Linked DNA regions of Homo sapiens: all the other regions are linked to region 2. The links are chromatin contacts, found by Hi-C or POLR2A ChIA-PET in ENCODE. All regions are on one chromosome and are shown on one strand. The core of a region is the stretch at or near the end of the contact, and the rest is flanking DNA. Distances in the headings are between cores, read along the strand shown.

Evidence for each region. Hi-C counts contacts between places; a loop is a spot of excess contacts on that map. ChIA-PET counts read pairs that join two places held with the same protein, here RNA polymerase II (POLR2A). Pooled maps may share reads with other maps.
Region 1: a map of endothelial cell of umbilical vein shows a loop between it and region 2 (4-fold over the local background). The contact joins two enhancer-like sites. A Hi-C loop is called at or near these places in 2 of 168 maps with a recorded cell type or tissue (endothelial cell of hepatic sinusoid and endothelial cell of umbilical vein), 1 of 37 single-sample maps with no recorded cell type and 1 of 50 pooled maps. POLR2A ChIA-PET finds 5 or more read pairs at or near these places in 2 of 52 experiments (OCI-LY7 and Panc1).
Region 3: a loop to region 2 is called in a pooled map, with 3 times the contacts of the local background. The contact joins two enhancer-like sites. A Hi-C loop is called at or near these places in 3 of 168 maps with a recorded cell type or tissue (IMR-90, PC-9 and endothelial cell of umbilical vein) and 5 of 50 pooled maps. POLR2A ChIA-PET finds 5 or more read pairs at or near these places in 7 of 52 experiments (A673, GM12878, H1 and 4 more).

Annotation. Positions count from the first base shown.
Region 1 is chr16:75,341,163-75,343,862 of GRCh38, reverse strand. The region is part of intron 5 of CFDP1 (craniofacial development protein 1); the gene reads left to right. Among named protein-coding and RNA genes, the nearest start is that of BCAR1, 91 kb to the right of the region's middle. Within about 2 kb of position 1,447, at least 7 of the 41 ENCODE cell types and tissues checked have a DNase peak (open chromatin) inside an H3K27ac peak, as active enhancers do; they include endothelial cell of umbilical vein, where a contact is called at or near this core.
Region 2 is chr16:75,286,959-75,289,658 of GRCh38, reverse strand. No RefSeq gene overlaps it. Among named protein-coding and RNA genes, the nearest start is that of BCAR1, 37 kb to the right of the region's middle. Within about 2 kb of position 1,303, at least 6 of the 41 ENCODE cell types and tissues checked have a DNase peak (open chromatin) inside an H3K27ac peak, as active enhancers do; they include endothelial cell of umbilical vein, where a contact is called at or near this core.
Region 3 is chr16:75,233,539-75,236,238 of GRCh38, reverse strand. BCAR1 (BCAR1 scaffold protein, Cas family member) reads left to right here. Exons shown (of 7, transcript NM_014567.5): 5 at 253-1,350; 6 at 2,304-2,393. Among named protein-coding and RNA genes, the nearest start is that of CTRB1, 16 kb to the right of the region's middle. RefSeq lists a silencer at 2,111-2,170 and an enhancer at 2,330-2,700. Within about 2 kb of position 1,443, at least 16 of the 41 ENCODE cell types and tissues checked have a DNase peak (open chromatin) inside an H3K27ac peak, as active enhancers do.

The sequences.
Region 1 (2,700 bases), core at 198-2,697, 54 kb before region 2:
TCAACTACCAGATCATCTACAGAATTATTTCCTTTTCTTTGCCTTCTTAGGAAATCAGCCTTTCATGCGCGAGATGACCCTGCATTGATTAACTGAGTTACTGTGAGTGGTATGACTAGGGCTAGTCAGTGCTAGGATATTGACCATTTTTAGTTTACTGGCCAAGGCAGTTCTGAAACTTACTGCCTAGTTTCTTTTTGGAAGCTTGTAAAATAATTGAGCTAGTGATGAAGTCATGAACTCTTTTCCAGGCTTCCCCAGGTGCCCTGAGGCCTTGTGTCCCCCAACCCCCTCAAATGACTGGGAATTGGCCTAGCTGTTTTGTCATACACATACATTTTCTCTACATTTCCTTTCCATCTTGGAACTGTTCCATTAGTGTTTGTTTCTCATCTACATGATGTGGAACTAACTGCACCTTTTTTGCTGGAAAAAAATGGAGTCAACACATTTAGTGTAAGGAAACCATAGCCAGGCTGTTCCACGACTCCTTGAGGACTGCTCAGAGGTGGAATCCTCAACAGAGGAACTGCTATTCAGCAAGAGAGAACATGCATGTGCGGAGAGGCCTGCTATCTAGTGCCAGCAGCATTTTGTTCTCTAAAGAGCTAAAATGTAAAGGAGTTTTTGCTGGAACATTTTTTAACTTATTTAGTGTCATGTAGTAGAGCCTTGCAGTTTAGCCCAGGGACTTTTTTCCATTTTTCTGAGGACAAAGCAAGTCTCTGTCTTCCCCAAGAACAACCAGAAGTTGGTACCTATGGGGTTTGTTCACTAATAGTCCTGACCTTAAATCTAGTTGTTTTCTTCCAGGGAGCTCAGAGTGCCTTACCAGGGAGACTGCCATCCTCCATGCAGCAGATCTCCAGTGACCCCATTGGATTGAGGGGGTGCCATCTCACCTAGGGCAGACTCCTCAACCTTAGCACCACTGACATTTGGGCTGGATAGTTCTTTGTCCTGTGCATTACAGCATGTTTAGCAGCATCCCTAGCCTTTACCCACTAGATGTCTGTAATATCTTCCCCAGATTGTGGCAACCAAAAATTTCTCCAGACTGTACCAAATGTTTCCTGAGGGCAGAATGACCCAAGGTTGAGAATCACTGCCCTGTGGTTTCTTCCAAAGGCAAGAGGAAGATTGCTGATTCTTAACCTAGCCACCTAACCTCAAAATATTTGTTCTTCTTCCCCCAAGTAAGAGCCTAGAGAAAGGATGTTTTTTTTCCGCTGTAGTATGCAGATAGAGCCCACGTGTGCAGATGTACAGGGCCAGGCAGAACTCTAACTCTGCATTTGGCTTTGGCTACCATTAGGGGTGGGAAGTGATGAGCCAGCAGTGACCTCCTTACTACCTGCCCCTTTTGTTCCAAGTAAACAAACTTTTACAGCCTTTCTGTTAATGAGTCAGCTGGTAAAGAAAACAATCTACTTTGCCAAAGCTATTCTGAAGCTGAGACATGGCAGAGTTTTGGATACATAAGTTCCTGTTATACTGACTTTTTCTTCCTGGCAAATGAGGAAGGATACTAGTGCAGACAGGAGTGCCAACAAGGATTTGTGACTGTAGCAAGTAGCAATTTTTTAAAACAATACATCCCAGACTTTTCCAGCAATGGTAATTCAAAAGCACCAGTGTTCTCTACATCTTAAAGTAAAAAGTAAACTTCGATGTTAACAGAGGGTTATAAAATCATTGGCATAGCAGAAGCCACAAATCAATCCTGACAGTGAATTTTTGGCAATGTGCTGGCCTTTGGAAACATCTGTTGGTGTGGCCTGTGATATTCAGGGATGAGGTACATCCTTAAAAAAGCTATTTAACTTGGAATGTGTGAACTATACAAATATTAGGAATTAATAAAATGCCACTGGAGTTTTAGAAGAGAAAGAGACCACAGGGACCTGCTTCTTTTGCAGGAAAGGGAAGTTAAGAGAGGCAAAGGACCAGAACAGAGTCGAAAGACCTAGGTCTTTTGATTGCTCCAGCTAGAGTTACTTTTCCATGGAACCACACTGCCTCGTTACCTGGCTGCTTGAGTACAGCAATAAACTGAGCACAGAAAGGGAGTCCTAGAAACGGTGGAAAATACTAAAGCAAGAAGAAGAAAGAGAACAGGACAGCTTGGCCTCCCCCAGAAATGCTATGGCTGGAGCTGTGGAAAGTGTGTCAGCATTGCAGGGTCAGGCCTTTTTTTTTTTTCCTTTCTACACTCTGCTGAAACCTTCTGCTGTCAAAGAAGCCTTCCCAAATTGCCAGAGCAATGCCAGACATAGGAGTTGCATTTATAATCCCCTCACTGAGAGGGTTCCCTTGAAGTTTTGCTTTAAACTCTCTGCTAATCTAGCCAATCTCTTATTTTGGAGAAAAACTACCAATCTTCTCTTGACAGCCTCAAGATAATCTCTTCATAATTTCCTTCCTCCAAGGTAGATGCTAGGAACAAACAAAAGAAAACCTTTCTGAACATTATAGCAAAGCCAGTTAGGTTGCCATAGGGTTATTAATAACTTTGAATCCCACTGTGGACTAGGAATAGTAGGTCCCAGTTAAGAACAGCAGCTGTCAAAGAGAATTGTAGCTGGTGGTATGTGGTGCAGGTGGACGGGTGGGCAATTACTGCTGCAACTTGCCTAATTTACAGCCATTAACATTTACATAAAAATTCATTTAAAAACTGGTGCCTTGTCAGGAAGACCC
Region 2 (2,700 bases), core at 54-2,553:
CTTGCTCTCCAGCCTGGGCGACAGAGCAAGACCCTGTCTCAAAAACAAACAAACAAAAAAATCACCTTTTTTAAAATTACAAGTCTGATTTGAACCATGACAGACACTATCCTGCCCACAATTTTTAAGAACAAGTGACTAATATTTTATCTAGCTCTCACATCCACATTTAGTGAAAACTCATCTAACTCCCAAAGGAAGTGATGTCCCTTTATCCAGGAGTTGGAAATTGTCAAGGAAACTGTTTGCAGGAAGTGGGAAGTGGAAAGAGTGAGTCAGTGCTAAGAGGTGTTTGGCAGCCTTCTGCAGGGCATAGTGCTTGTCCCCTGCTGTGGTGTGAATGGCTGACAAGGACAGTCCAAGGACACCTTCTTAGCTGGTCCTGTGGAGTCCAGAGACTCCCCTGGAGTTGACTTTCCTGGCCTTGCTCTTGTCCTCTCCAAGTCCCAAATGGGTGTGTCAGATTTCCAGGGCATCTGGTACCTTCTCATTACTGAAAAAAACTGCCCTAAAACAGGATAATGTCAAAAGTAAAATAAGCCTCTTGATGTGCTCTGCTCACCTATTTCCTGAGGAATGCAGTGCTCTAATTAGGAAGTCTGCATAAGGTCTCTAGGGGCAAAACGGGACACATTAAGAAGGAAATCCTGAGTGAGCTGTACACTGTCAGCATCCATATGGAGGTACTGGACTAAGGCCTGACAGACACTTAGCTGGCACCTGACTTCAGAACTGGGCAGTGCAGGTTAGCTGAGTGGCTGGCACCGCGAAGGCCAGGAGACGTCCTGGGCAGGAGTGGAGTGATGGTGCTTCTGGCACCCTGGCAGGGACCAGGAAGGCCGGTGACAGGCTCTCCAGGTGCCATGCTGCCTCGTGGCAGCAGAACAGAGGCGATGTGGTTGGTGTGGTGAGATGGGAGTATGTGGTGTGGCGTAGTTAACATGGTGTGGTGTGATGTGGTCTGCGGTCTGACACGGGGTGGTAGAAAGGGCTAGAACAGGCTCTCAAGATCAGTCTTCTGCTTTTTGGTATCAGTCCTTAGCCAGATCTGGAATTGCTCAGGCATGTTGGGTGAGACTTAGGACTTTTTTAATTACCAAAAAGTACAGGTGAACAAACAGGAATTGGGCTGAGAATGGTGGGTTCCTGGGAAGGATCAGAAGCTTTTAGCTTCATCAGCGAACGATCGGTTGGTCCTGCATGCCAGATGCTTCCTGACATGCTATCTTGTTAGATCCTCTGCCCTTTCAGAGGAGGAAACTTGCCTGAGGTCATCTGGTAACACAGCCAGGGCCGCACCCACATGGCATGGCTGGAGGGCAGGATGTAGGAGGCAGCAAGATTGAACAGCCTCTCATCACCCCCTGGATCCCAGCGCCATGTTGGGAAGGAAAGACCCGAGGGCAAGGAGACAGAAAAACCAAAGGTTGAGAAGGTTCTTGCAGATGAAGAGCTGCCTTCTGGTACCGAATTTTTGTGTCAAGAGTTCACTGAGATGTGGGCACCCTGGCCTCAGCTCTGGTACCGCCCAGTCTAGGGCAGCTTCTGACCCACTCTTTGCAGGGGAGAGGGGGTACTGCTGAGAAGTCCTTACCTAGGACTTAAGCCCTGCTTCAGACAGGCCTGGTGGCCGGGTGTCACCCATGTCTAAGCTCTGCTCCATGGTCACGTTTCTGTGCTGAGCATTTCTGAGTGGAGGGTGTTGCCCTCTTTGAGACACTGCCTGGGGTTAGGGAGTGAAGGGAGGAGGTGCCCAGATGACTGCAGCCACTTGGTGTGTGGGAGGTTCAGCAACTCAGGGACATTGAGTGCCACTCCCCTGCCCCGCCTTCTCTGGGCTGGAGATTCCCATCTTGGCCTCTTCTGCTTCTTCTTTTTTTGAGACAGGGTCTCGCTCTGTCGCCCAGGCTGGAATACAGTGGGGTGATCTCAGCTCACTGCAGCCTCAGCCTCCCTGGGCTTAAGCAGTCCCCCCACCTCAGCCTCTTGAGTGCTGGGACTACAGGCATGCACCACCACGCCTGGCTAAGTTTTATATTTTTGGTAGAGACGGGGCTTCACCATGTTGCTCAGGCTGGTCTCCAACTCCTGAGCTCAAGCAGTCGTTGTGAGCCAGCCTGCTAAGTCTTTTTTACTATTGCTTTTATTTATGCCCTCCTAGAGCAACTTAAGTCCAAAAATACTACCAGATGCAATCTTTGTGCACAGGCAAGTTGACTCCAGCAAGGAAACTGGGATGGAGAAGTCCAGCAGGGTCGCACGACAGAGCCCCTCCTTGGGGCCTCTCTCCCTCCTATGCAGCCAGCTTTTGTTGTTTGTGGTCTCAGAAAGCTGGTGAGTAGGCTGAGTCTGTGTTCATATAAGGTGCAAGGTGGCTGTGCTAGGGAGGAGGAGGGAGAGAAACTAACATAAGGAGAGCGCTGTCGGGTCAGACACATGGCTTGACATCCTCCTTCTAACCCCTCCTATCTCTGGGATCCGGCTAAATCCCTCAACCCCTGCGTCTCGGATTCCTCACCTTTGAAAGGTTGCTCAGGATGGTGAATAATCCTGCTCTGCCTACCTCACAACACTTTATTAAGTGAAATACACCATCCGTGTTGCTACAATTAAATTGTGCCCCTGGCTTCCCCTTCCCCAAGAGAGCCAAACTTACGGGAGTATAAATTAGTGCCACTTTACAGAGCACTTTGGCAATGT
Region 3 (2,700 bases), core at 194-2,693, 54 kb after region 2:
CGGCTCGTCCCAGAGCTGTCATGGATAGGAATTGTGAAGGATGTGTGTGCTAGGGCTGCGAGTGTGTGTGCGCGTGTGTGTGCCTGTGTGCGTGCCTCTGCATTTGTATGTGTGCCTGTGTGTGTGCGCGTGCCTCTGTGTGTGTGTCTGTATGTGTGTACGTGTGTGTGTGTGTGTGGCTGGGTGCTGCCCCCAGTCCCTGGGGTGGGCAGATGGACAGATGGACAGTCTTGACCACCGCTTGTCCCCCAGGTCTACGACGTTCCTCCATCGGTGAGCAAGGATGTGCCCGATGGCCCACTGCTGCGTGAGGAGACCTACGATGTGCCCCCCGCCTTCGCCAAGGCCAAGCCCTTTGACCCGGCCCGCACCCCACTGGTACTGGCTGCGCCCCCTCCAGACTCCCCGCCGGCCGAGGACGTGTATGACGTGCCGCCCCCGGCTCCTGACCTCTACGACGTGCCCCCTGGCTTGCGGCGGCCTGGCCCGGGCACCCTGTACGATGTGCCCCGTGAACGGGTGCTTCCTCCTGAGGTGGCTGATGGTGGCGTGGTCGACAGTGGTGTGTATGCGGTGCCTCCCCCAGCTGAACGTGAAGCCCCGGCAGAGGGCAAGCGCCTGTCGGCCTCCAGCACCGGCAGCACACGCAGCAGCCAGTCTGCGTCCTCCTTGGAGGTGGCAGGGCCGGGCCGGGAACCCCTGGAGCTGGAAGTTGCTGTGGAGGCCCTGGCACGGCTGCAGCAGGGTGTGAGCGCCACCGTTGCCCACCTTCTGGACCTGGCAGGCAGCGCCGGTGCGACTGGGAGCTGGCGTAGCCCCTCTGAGCCACAGGAGCCGCTGGTGCAGGACCTGCAGGCTGCTGTGGCCGCTGTCCAGAGTGCCGTCCACGAGCTGTTGGAGTTTGCCCGCAGCGCGGTGGGCAATGCTGCCCACACATCTGACCGTGCCCTGCATGCCAAGCTTAGCCGGCAGCTGCAGAAGATGGAGGACGTGCACCAGACGCTGGTGGCACATGGTCAGGCCCTCGACGCTGGCCGGGGAGGCTCTGGAGCCACCCTTGAGGACCTGGACCGGCTGGTGGCCTGCTCGCGGGCTGTGCCCGAGGACGCCAAGCAGCTGGCCTCCTTCCTGCACGGCAATGCCTCACTGCTCTTCAGACGGACCAAGGCCACTGCCCCGGGGCCTGAGGGGGGTGGCACCCTGCACCCCAACCCCACTGACAAGACCAGCAGCATCCAGTCACGACCCCTGCCCTCACCCCCTAAGTTCACCTCCCAGGACTCGCCAGATGGGCAGTACGAGAACAGCGAGGGGGGCTGGATGGAGGACTATGACTACGTCCACCTACAGGTGGGTGCCGCCTGCCCAGCCCCGGCTCCTCTTCTGCCACGCTGGGCTCCTGTGCTTAGGGGGAGATTTGTTCTCAGCTGGGGCCTGGTCCCTGGCAAGGCCCTGCACCCTCCTCTCACTTTGACCTCCCTCACCCCACATTGGCCCCATGTGCTAGGGTGGCCATGTCATCGAGCCCTTCGTTGAGTCCCTCGGGCTGGTATCTCTGGTGACCAGCAGCGGTGACTCTGCTGTTCTGTGTGGGGAGACAGATCTGCAGAAATGTGCACACACACAAGGATGCTCTGAGCGTGGGGGAGCAGCAGGAGGTGGTGGGAGGTGGCTGGGACTGCTCCTCCCAGGCTGGCCCCTGGAGCAGAGGCCTGGGTGCTAGCCGGGTGGGAGTCCTGGTAAGGAACATTCCAGGCTGAGCTGGGCCAGAGAGGCATCCAGGGGCAGGGACCAGGTGGCCAGGCCTTTAGGCCAAGGGGGAGGGATTGGGTGTGATTCCTGGTGTTGGAGCCTGGGAAGGCAGGGTGGAGCTTGCGGACTTTCTGCGGGTACCCCACCCTCTGCCCAGTCTCTTCCTGAGCTGGCAGGCGGTGAAAGGGGCTGCCAGGGTTGCTTCCTAGGAAGCCACCTTCTCTGTGTGTCCCCGCATGTGCCAGCCTGGGGGGGCTGTGTCCCACATATGCCAGCCTGGGGGAGTGTGTGTGTGTGTGTGTGTGTGTGTGTGTGTGTGTGTCTGTCTGCCTGCCCCTGCACGTGCCAGTCTGTGTGTGTGTTCACGTGTGCTTGTGTGTGTGTGTGTGTCCACGTGTGCTAGTGTGTGTGTGCGTCCACGTGTGCGTGTGTGTGCGCGCACACGCAGCACCACCTGGTGGCCACTCAGCTCACTGCGCCCGCCACAGGGCTGGCCTGTGCTTCTGGCTCAGAAAACTGGCCTCAGCGCAGCCCCTGTCTCTGCCCTCCAGGGGAAGGAGGAGTTTGAGAAGACCCAGAAGGAGCTGCTGGAAAAGGGCAGCATCACGCGGCAGGGCAAGAGCCAGCTGGAGTTGCAGCAGGTGAGGCCCCGGAGCAGAGCAAGGCCCAGCTTTGCCCGCTGACCCCCTGAGCCCCCAGCTCTTGCCCTGCAGGGCCGACCCCGGGTCCCCAGCTTCTCATGTTGTCTGACAGTGCTCAGAGCTGGGCCCGGCCTGCCACCCCCCTGCCTCCTGACCATCTTCATCTTTTCACTTGGTTTATTTTAAAGTTTTCAAGAGTAATTGTTGGAGACATTTAGGGAATTAGAGAGTGGGGTGAGAGCAGAAAATAGACCCCTCACAGCTGCCATAGGCTCAGCACGGGGCTGGCTCTGCCCTGCTCCTTCCT